Regions from separate parts of the Homo sapiens genome. Here region 1 is linked to region 2. A link is a loop called in an ENCODE intact Hi-C map of the cell type or tissue named here. Cell type or tissue: OCI-LY7. All regions are shown on one strand. Each heading gives the region's core, and the rest is flanking DNA. Links, peaks and the distances in the headings are about the cores only.

The links. Hi-C counts contacts between places; a loop is a spot of excess contacts. Peaks named below come from ENCODE experiments on the same cell type or tissue, not always from the same donor. Only the 100,000 strongest peaks of a DNase experiment are listed, where the experiment ranks them.
Region 1: a loop joins it to region 2, with 6 times the contacts of the local background. A loop is called at or near these places in 2 of 110 quality-filtered maps.

The regions. Positions count from the first base shown.
Region 1 is chr7:101,868,558-101,873,929 of GRCh38, reverse strand. The region is part of intron 1 of CUX1 (cut like homeobox 1); the gene reads right to left. Among named protein-coding and RNA genes, the nearest start is that of CUX1, 54 kb to the right of the region's middle. In OCI-LY7, for the core only: CTCF peaks have their summits at 2,780, 2,979 (motif pointing left) and 3,885; DNase peaks (open chromatin) are centred at 2,359, 2,959, 3,849 and 4,944; H3K4me3 peaks cover 4,374 bases; H3K27ac peaks cover 5,000 bases.
Region 2 is chr7:101,986,291-101,991,662 of GRCh38, reverse strand. All of the region lies in intron 2 of CUX1 (cut like homeobox 1), which reads right to left. Among named protein-coding and RNA genes, the nearest start is that of CUX1, 170 kb to the right of the region's middle. RefSeq lists enhancers at 377-436, 1,976-2,025, 1,921-2,730, 3,520-4,719 and a silencer at 3,280-3,574. In OCI-LY7, for the core only: CTCF peaks have their summits at 702, 2,127 and 2,330; DNase peaks (open chromatin) are centred at 632, 1,642, 2,392, 3,402 and 1 weaker place; H3K4me3 peaks cover 3,191 bases; H3K27ac peaks cover 5,000 bases.

The sequences.
Region 1 (5,372 bases), core at 210-5,209, 120 kb after region 2:
GAAACAGAGGCAAGTACCTATATTATTCTATCAAAAGGAGAACCTGGCAGGACGCGGTAGCTCATGCCTGTATTCCCAGCACTTTGGGAGGCTGAGGCAGGCGGATCACCTGAGGCCAGGAGTTCGAGACCAACCTGACCAATATGGCAAAACCCTGTCTCTACTAAAAATACAAAAAATTAGCCGAGTGTGGTAGTGCACGCCTGTAATCCCAGCTACTCCGGAGGCTGAGGCAGGAGAATCGCTTGAACTCGGGAAGTGGAGGTTGCAGTGAGCCAAGATCGTGCCACTGCACTCTGTCTCACAAAAAGAAGAACCTAAGAAAATATACCTCTTCTTCAAATGTAGAGAAACCTAAAATGTTTCATCTATCTCCCAATATTTAAAATAAGGAAAGAGAACATAGAAGTTCTTCCACAAATATAATTAAAGCCAACATAATACCAGGCATGGTGGCTCACACTTGGTAATCCCAACATTTTGGGAGGCTGAGGTGGGAGGATCGCTTTAGGCCAGGAATTTGAGATCAGCCTGGGCAACATAGTGAGGCCCTGTCTCTATAAAAAATAAAATAAAACATATGGGGTGGGGGGAGGGATAGCATTAGGAAAAATAGCTAATGCATGCTGGGCTTAATACCTAGGTGCAGCAAACCACCATGGTACACACGTTTACCTATGTAACAAACCTGTACATCCTGCACATGTACTATGGAACTTAAAATAAAAATTAAAAAAAAAAAAAAAAAAAAGAAGCTGAGGCCAGGCGCGGTGGCTCACGCCTGTAATCCTAGCACTTTGGGAGACCTAGATGGGAGGATCACAAGGTCAGGAGATCAAGACCATCCTGGCCAACATGGTGAAACCCCGTCTCTACTAAAAATACAAAAATTAACTGGCCATGACAGTGCATGCCTGTAATCCCAGCTACTCGGGAGGCTGAGGCAGGAGAATCACTTGAACCTGGGAGGCGGAGGTTGCAGCGAGCTGAGATCGGGCCACTGCACTCCAGCCCGGGTGACAGAGCGAGACTCCGTCTCAAAAAAAATAAAAAATAAAAAAGCTCAGAGATTTTAAAAAGGATACCCAAATGATTAAAATGGTACATTGTAAAAACTAAGTAAATAAATAAAATAAAAAATAAAACCAACATAACTTTAGTATTCTCTAACAGAGAGGGGGAAAAAATACCCTCATCTTGAAAACTTTAACCTAGAAGTGCAAAAAAGGCCTAAATCCTATTGACACATACACACACAAAAACAGATAGTGTATGTGGCTTTATTTTTTCGTAATATTTCACGCATACAGAAAAGTATAAATTCCTATGTACCTAACACATAGCTTTACCAAATTTTATCATTTTGTCATATCTATTTAAAAAAAAAAAAAAAATCATAGAAGCCCCCACTCTATCTTCTTTAGTCTCATTTTCTCCTCTCCACCTCCAAAATAATCACTTTACAGATTCTTTCCCCCCAAAAAAATCCTTCTATGGGCCGGGCGCGGTGGCTCATGCCTGTAATCCCAACACTTTGGGAGGCCAAGGTGGGTGGATCATTTGAGGTCAGGAATTCAAGACCAACCTGGCCAACATGGTGAAACCCCGTCTCTACTAAAAATACAAAAATTAGCCGGGCGTGGTGATGGGCGCCTGTAATCCCAGCTACTCGGGAGACTGCAGCATGAGAATCACTTGAACCCAAGAGGCAGAGGTTGCAGTGAGCCAAGATCATGCCACTGCACTCCAAACTGGGCAACAGAGAGAGACTCTGTCTCAAAAATAAATAAACAAATAAATAAAATATCCTTCTATGTCTGCTAGATCTTTAATAATGTAAAGTCATTGCTTTGCATCTTGAACTCACAGAATCACGCTGCACACAACTTTCTTTTCTTTTTTTTTTTTTGGGGGGATGGAGTCTCGCTCTGTCGCCAAGGCTGGAGTGCAGTGGTGCAATCTTGGCTCACTGCAACCTCCACTTCCGGGGTTCAAGCGATTCTCCTGCCTCAGCCTCCCAAGTAGCTGGGATTACAGGCACACACTGCCATGCCCAGTCAATTTTTTAATTTTTAGTAGAGACGGGGTTTCACCAACTTGGCCAGGGTGGTCTTGAACTCCTGACCTCAGGTGATCCACCCGCCTTGGCCTCCCAAAGAACTGGGATTACAGGCGAGAGCCACGGCACCCGGCCCACAAATTTTCAACAGCCCTTTCCTGTGCGAGGCGACGCTGGCAAGGTGACCACACATGCCACCACCACCCTTACTTACTTCTACTAGATGCCACCTGATGGGGGCCAGCACCACCCATGCACATCTGCATCCTTCCGGCTCTTGCACTCCCATGGAATATATGACAACAGACACTCCTGTACCTGTCTCACTGTGCACGTGCCCAAGGTCGCCTCTAAGATGCATGCTTCATCTGGGAAGGAGGCTGCTCGCTGTGCTGCAGGCACCTCCACCAAGTGGCTCTCCAGTGGCCATTCTGCTCACTCTTCTACCAACAGGACACAGGGCCCCCTGCTTCTACTGCCCTGCCAACCCCCTCTACATGCAGACTTAAGATTCTGCCACTATGATGGGTGTTAACAAAAAAAAAAAAAGGCTTTTTTTTATTTTTTAGAATTATCATGTAACTGAGTACATCACTTCTTAGTCCTCACTACAGGACCAAATTCAGTTAAGCAGAGGCCTGTATTCTGCTGATAAGCCAGGTATTCCCGGGCAGAGCAAGGCAGTCAGGAAAATGTAGCAGGATCTCCTGAACCACGGATGCTAGGATCACACAGTAAAATGCTTCAGAAAGAGGGGTGCAGAGAGCAACAGGAATGCTCTCCAATGGCCTGCAGCAGGTTTTGAGAAGAAAACATGACAGGGAACAGGGGTGTCCGCCCTGCTCTGGGCAACACCCGCTCTCCTACTCATCTGCAGCCCCTGGTGGCTAGGTCCATCCAAGGCACTGGCAGGTGAGCTCAGCTTGGGGAGATAGTTACGAAACTGACATGTGCGTGGAACTAGGCGAGGCGCCTTACTATTTATTTACAGACTTCATAAGCATCTATTCTAAAATTACTCACTACCAATTTTACAAGGCAAAACTCTATACTGTCCTCACAGCTTTAGCTGAAAACAACTTTAAAAGGGGAAAAATGAAAACTAGACCACAAAGGGTTGGAAAAATCTTGCAGAACCAGCTCTACCACTTAAGGTTGTTTGCCGCTCTGTAATCCACATCGAGCTAATTGTAAGATTTCCCTGTAAATTCAGACTCTTGAGGTTTTCACAAGAAATAATCTGAGAAGAGTCCCTAGCTTCCCTCATCCATTAATTTCTAGACAAGAGTTTTACAAAAGGCAGAAAAGAAACAGCCTTGACTGGAGTATCGCAGATCCTAAGGAAAGAATGCCCTGCTTTGAGCCTGGAGATAAATAGCACCACCCCCTCTTTAAAACTAAACATTAGGGAATGTCTCATGCCTGTAATCCCGGTACTTAAGAGGCCAAGGCGGGTGAATTGCTTGAGGCCAGGAGTTCGAAACCAGACTGAGCAACATGGTGAAACACTGTCTCCACAAAACAACAACAACAACAAAATACAAAAATTAGCCCGGTGTGGTGGGTGCAAGAGCCTGTAGTCCTAGATACTCAGGAGTCTGAGGTGGGAGGATTGCTTATGCCCAGAAGGTTGAGGCTGCAGTGAGCTAGGATGGTGCCACTGTACAACGGTCTGGGTGACAAAGGGAGATGCTGTCTTTAAAAAAAAAAAAAAAAACAAAAAAAACACTAAACATCAGGGCCTGCATGGCCTCACAAGCTGCAGCGGGGTGAGACAGCTACAAAGAGCAAAGGGGTGAAGACACCGGATGGAAAGCTACAGGTGCTCAAATGGCCCACAGGGAGGCGGTCTCAGGAGGGGGTCAGAAAAGGCACTGGGGAGGGAAGGCACAAGAGGGGGGGCACGAGGAGCCGCCTTCCCAAGGGTGGTGGTTCTGCGGGGCACCTGGAAGGGGATGGCAGACAAGCTGCCCACCACGGTGGGAAATAAGGACACAGGGGCGGAGCGCGTCTTAACAAGAGGATTTAAGATTTGGCGGAGGGGAGCCACGGGGAAAGCTGAAACCGGGGTTTACATTCCTGGGAAATGCCAGAGCCTGGCCTCCCCTGCGCCTCCCCTGCGCTTCCTCTGCAGCCTGTGAGCTCCCGCCCACCTGCTGTGGCTCGCACGTGTGTCCTGCCGTCTTCCATGGTGTCCTGAGGACACGGAGGCTCCCCGCGTGTGCACACCAACGCCTCCTCCCGCCCTGCTGGCCGCCTGACCTTGGCTGACCTTCTAACGTGCTGGTTTCCCTCCCCCGCCCCACCAGCCACTCCCTTCCCGCGCCCCGCAAATGCTGTGCTCACCCCACAGCCTCAGCCCTGGGCCTCCAGCTCTTGCCTTTAAATTCCATCCTCAGAGATGCGTTGACGCACATGCCAGGCATTAGGAGACCTGTGGCCAATTCCGACCTTTCCCCTCAACCTCTTGTGTTCAGTCCACGTGTTTATTAAGCACCTACTGTGTGCCAGGCACTGTGCTGGGCAATGAAAACTCAGCCTAGACAGGACAGACCCACTCTGTCTCTTACTCAAGGGGTCTGAAAGGCACCGCGTCCTCTGGACACAGTGATGCTCCTCTCGCCAGCCGGGGCTCTGACACAGCCCCTCTGCCACAGGTCACGCGCACATGGGGCTCATCCTGGTCTCCCCCTACCTGCCCCCACCAGCCATTCCCACATCCCAGGTGGAATGACTCCCACTCCTTCTGGCCTTTGCTACCTGCCCAAGTCCATGCCCCAGGCCCTTTGCCCCCTCGCCCGCCCTCGGAAGCCAGGAAGTCTCCACCCCAGCCGCACCATCTCCTGCGGAAGCGTCTCCCAGGGCATGGCCCAGATCATGCCTACAGCTCTGCTGGCATCCAGGGGCCTCTCCTCTCCTGTTCTCGCCCAGGTTTCCAGCCCTCTCCCCACTCTCCCGTTCAGATTCAGTCCTCAAAAGCATCAGTGCGCAAGGCCCTCTTGCTCCCGTTCTGTCCCTTCCCAAGCCACTGCTCCCATCCCCCCACGACAAATGGCCCCAGTCCTTTAACTCCCACGTCAGAGGGTTCCCCTCCTGGGAGCCTCTCTCCATCACTCCCTACAGCCAGCTCTGCCCTGTCAACCCCTAAAGCACTTCATCATCCATTCTGAGCTTTGCGGCTGATGGTATTTAACTTAAACCAACTCCTGCTTCAGTAACCCCACCCATGAAGGTCTCATTGCCAAGTGAAGGGCTCCAAAAAACAGGATCAGGTTTGCAGTGGACACAGGGCACAGGGCTGGCTGTCCAGTGG
Region 2 (5,372 bases), core at 324-5,323:
CTCAGCCTCCCGAGTAGCTGGGATTACAGGTGCACACCACCACGTCCAGCTAATTTTGGTATTTTTAGTAGAGACAGGGTTTGGCCATATTGGCCAGGTGGGTCTGGAACTCCTGACCTCAAGTGATCCACCCCCCTCGGTCACCCAAAGTGCTGTGATTACAGGCATGAGCCACCACACCCGGCCCCAACTGATATTTTTAAAAGAAGCAGACATCACAGAAATAAAAATCCAATACATAGGCTAGATGGCTATGAATTCTAGCGGAAGTTGGTCAACAAAACAGAGACATGACTTGAATCCCATAAAGATACACACACACATCTGCTACGCGCCCTGGCTTCTCTTGCCCACATTTTAGCTGGTGTCCCAGAACTCATCCGCTATGCTGCCCACGACGGTGGTGGTGTAGGGGGACCTACAAAGCTTCGTTTCAAACACTGCTTGTGTTTTGACAGCCTTTTTCTTTTTTACGGTATTTTTAAAGAAGTGAAACTAGAAGTACTGGATCTCATAAGCCACCCGGGGGAAGCGTTCCCCTTCTGAACCTGTGGGTGCGGGGCTAGGGACAGATGCTGCCTCAGTAGCAGCACCTAGCTGACCTGACAAGCCACCTGTATCTATGGGCGCTGGTTCAAATCCCAGGGGAGGTTTAAAAAGCGTTGATGAGACTCCGTAAAGATGCGGAAATACATATCTGAGAGGAAAAGAGCATTTCAAAACCCTCCTGTGGCTTTTATCCTATGGCACTTTACCCCCAGGGACCTGAGCGGCGCTGTGAGTTGCAGGTGCAAAGGGCTCAGAGCCAGGGGAGAATCACAGAAGACACAGAGCCCAGCAGTCCTCCCTGACCACGGAAGGGGATGTAGGAGAACCCTGGGCTCATGGCACTGACATTTAGCAGCCACTGTATGTTTTGGTCTTGTCTCAAGAGTGTTTTCCCCATTTATCCCATGTACTTTTTTGTTTTAAAGAGATGGGGTCTGGGCCAGGCGCGGTGACTCACACCTGTAATCCCAGCACTTTGGGAGGCCGAGGTGGGAGCGTCACTTGAAGTCAGGAGTTCACGATCAGCCTGGCCAACATGGTGAAACCCCATCTCTACTAAAAATACAGAAATTAGCCAGACATGGTGGTGGGCACTTGTAATCCCAGCTACTTGGGAGGCTGAGGCAGGAGAATCGCTTGAACCCAGGAGGCGGAGGTTGCAGTGAACCAAGATCTCACCACTGCACTCCAGCCTGGGTGAGATTCCATCTCAAAAAAACAAAACAAACAAACAAACAAACAAACAAACAAAAGAGATGGGGTCTGGCTCTGTTGCCCAGTCTGGAATGCAGTGGCACAATCATAGCTCACTACTGCCTTGAACTCCAGGGCTCAAGCAATCCTTTTGCCTCAGCTTCCCAAATAACTTCATCTACGGGGACTACCACGCCCAGCTAATTTAAACCTTTTTTTTTTCCTTAAGAGATGGGGTCTTACCATGTTGTCCAGGCTGGTCTCAAAATCCCGGGTTCAAGAGATCATCTTGCCTCTGCCTCTCAAGTAGCTGGAATTACAGGTGTGAGCCACTGCACCCGCCCATGCCTCTTATTTGCATGCAGATGCTATTCTGACATGAAACCTTTCACTCAAATATTTCTCTACAATGGAGTCTCTCCACAGTCGGGCCATGGCTCCACTGTGGTGAGGCTATCAATTCATTTAAAGTGGTTTCCCACAGCAAAAGCTGCACCTGCGTGCAAGCGATGCCCACACCGAGCGTGTACGGACAGACTTTGAGTGTCTTCTATCAGGCGGGTTCCTGCTCCAGGCCCACCTTGTCCATGAGGCTAACCCAGGGCTGACCTTAGCATGTGCCCACTCTTCTGTACACCCAGAATCCAAGGGGTGGGAAGGACGGGGGTAGGAGCAGGAAATAAGTGTGTGGCCCAGCTGGAGGAGATGGTGTTGGGGTCAGAACACCTGTACCACCTTCAAAATTCCCCCAAACTCCCTGCAAAAGCCCCGGTGAGAATCTCACCAGTCTCAGCTTCCATCCAATGACAGGGCTGAGCTCTCCACCTCCATGGTGTCTTCGAGCTCTTAAATGCCAGGGCCTTACATTAAAATTCACACCAGAGCACAGTGAAGCAACAGAACGCTCCACTCGGGTTTGAATTTGGGCTCCGGGACCTTCCATGGGGGCTTACAGACTTTCCTAACATTTCCCATCTGAGAAATCCAGGGATTATTAACCTACCCCAGCAGGATGCTAGAGGCTGAGATGAAATCACGGCTGGCCAGTGCGGCACGCCGAGCCTCGGCACACGGTCAGCCACGCCTGCTATTTCGATTGTTATCACTGGTCGGCGCAGACATCGTTCCAGGCGAGGTGCCATTGGGGACACGTGGAACCAGATACCACCTGAGGTCTCCGGTTCTGCAGCTGGGTGGAGGACGGAGGCCTGCATGCTACAGAGTCGGGCAGGATGAGGTGACGTCGGTGCTGGGGGAATAGGAAGGAAGGGGGCTGAGGGCTGGGAAGGTTCATGGAGGGGCAGGCCCCTGAGCCGAGCCTTGGAGGAGGAGCAGAATCTGATGGAATGAGGAAGCCTTGCTTCCAGTAGGAAATCTGAGTGTCCTTCCCCTACAAATATTATTATTATTATTATTATTTTTTTTTTGAGACAGGATCTCACCCTGTTTCCCAGGCTGGAATGGCACGATTATAGCTTACTGCAGCCTCAACCTCCAGGACTGAAGCAATCCTCCTGCCTTGGCCTTCCGAGTAGCTGGGACCACAGGTGCATGCCACCACACTTGGCTAAATTTTATTTTTTTGTAGAGATGGAATCTCATTATGCTGCCGAGGCTGGCTCAAACTCCTGGCCTCAAGCAATCCTCCTGTCTTGGCCTCCCAAAGTGCTGAGATAACAGGTATGAACCACCGCGCCCAGCCCCTGGTATCCCGACGCAGGACTCTGTCGCAAGGAACCTGGGAGGCCACATCAAGGTATGGAGGCCTCTTTCCAAATGCCTGGAAAGCTGGAAGATCCCTGAGGACAATGGTGACAGGAGAGGCGAGGACATACCCCAGAGAAGGCAGAGGTGGAAAGGCAGCCCAGGGCTGTGGAATCGGACCTGGAGGGAAAGGAGGAGCAGGGAGACACACAGGAGAGCCTGGGGACACAGATCTGTGGCAGGAGGTGAAGAGGAAGAGCTGGCGCAGAAGCACCCGAGAGGCCCACAGCCCATGAAGTGTTTTCAGGAGAGTTAAGACCCACCATGGAGTGGGCGCCACAGTTAAGCCTGGAGGTTTTGCAGCCAGGAGGGGTTCTGTCTGGGTTTCTTGCCTCCCACCCCAGCCTCCAAAGTGGGTTGACACCAGCTCTGAGCTGTCAGCTGCAGACACTTATCAGACACCGGGGCTGACTCACGGAGAACAGCTTCTTCTTCTTTTTTTTTTTGAAACAGATTCTCGCTCTGTTGCCCAGGCTGGAGTGCAGTGCGTGATCTCAGCTCACTGCAACCTCTGCCTCCCGGGTTCAAGTGATTCTCCTGCCTCAGTCTCCCAAGTAGCTGGGATTACAGGCATGCGCCACCACGCCCAGCTAATTTTTCTATTTTTAGTAGAGACGAGGTTTCCCCATGTTGGCCAGGCTGGTCTCGAACTCCTGACCTCAAGTGATCCACCTGCCTCGGCCTCCCAAAGTGCTGAGATTACAGGCATGAGCCAGCAGCCCAGCCTGAAAAAACGCTTCTTACACCAACAGAGTCAGCTTTCTCTGAACTTGGCTGTTTTTGTCAAGAGTTCGTTTAGACTTTCTTCTAGGATGAAAAATCATGTGTATTTGTTTTACATCTAAGTAAGGAGTAATATGGAGTCAGACCAATTCCATTCATTTGCCGTTTCCTGTAAGATCAGCACTCTGATGTCCCTGGTGCAGTCCTCCCTCGGATGACCAAGGGCCCTCAGGCACGTGCCCTGCGCCAGGACACCGCAGCGGCCGGGAAAGGCAATGTCCCCGCCCTTGCTTCTAATGTGGAAGACAGAAGATGGAGAACAGGCGGTGAGTCAGCAGGCTTATAAGGGACCCCGGGGGTATCCCCTGTCCCACGGAGTCACCGGGGTCAAGGTTCCCCCAATAGTCAACTCATCAAATGTCTTTTGAATAAAAAAGAAATTCAAAAACTTTGAAACATGACCCTAGTCTGAAACAGACTTCAAAGCAAGCAGTGCTCCAGGACTCACCATTTCTTCCGCTTGAACCTATGAGAAGCTGAGTCACTGTCGCCAACCCATTACCGTGGAAGTATCTGAGCCGTGAGTGAGCAGCGGTCCATATGCACCCCTTTCCCGTAGCTTGGGGAGTTCCACATTAGGACAAGAGGAGCGCCTCTGTTTACCGTCGTGGCTCACGCACGGACTTCTGTGCAAGCATTTGCCCCACACTCATTCATCGATGATGTGCTGGGCACTGTGTCGGGATGCGGGAGTGAATCGAAAGCAAACAGATGACTGCAACTCTACCCATGGGCTACCCATGCAGGTGCCTCATTCCAAGACGGACGAGGTCAGAGCTCCAGGTGGCAAGGCCTGAGCTGAGGCACAGGGAGGGAGGAAGCACGGTGGGACAGGGGTGGCAGGAGCAGACTGGGGCACAGGAGGAGCCCAGAGAGGTGGCCCTGGTGTTCCAGGGAGGTGAGCGAGGCAGGAGCACAGGCTAGGACCACATCCCCACGGCTTCCAGGGCAGGAGCTGGCTTGTCCTTCAGGCCACAGGGAGCCACTGAAGGACCCTGCAGCAGGGCCCTGACAGCATCAGCTCTGAGTTGGAGAAGGAACATTCTAGAGCTCTACAGTCTCACATTACAGAGGAGAAAGACTCTGCTCTGGTAGGGTCCGGAGTTGGGCCCTGGTCTCCTTATGCCAACTCAATGGTCCTTACGGTCCATTTCCTCTCGTCTCCAAACCACCACCAGTTAACACTTGGTTCTGTGCGAGAGCTGGAAGACAAGCCGAGGGAGGGCATGCCTCCAGGCAGCAGAGCCCACGGGAAAAGGGCTCAGAGCTCATCCCCATTCCTTTACAGAGGCTCTGTCACTCACCAACACAGCGATGGGCCTGGGGAGCCTGCAACCCTCATCCTCCTTGGGAAGATTAAGTAAAAGGACACAGTGCCGCCTGTAATAGGCATTCAGGAAGGGCTGCCAGCTCTCTCTTAAGTGAGTCATGAGACGAACAGGTTTCTTATTCAATTAACTGAGAGCTCATTTCTGTAACATTTTCTTTCCTTATGGAAAAGAGCCTTGTATTCTAAATAAATACATATCTTGAAAACAAGCTCTTGGGTCACAGCCCAAAAAAGGAAAAACACTAAATTCCAC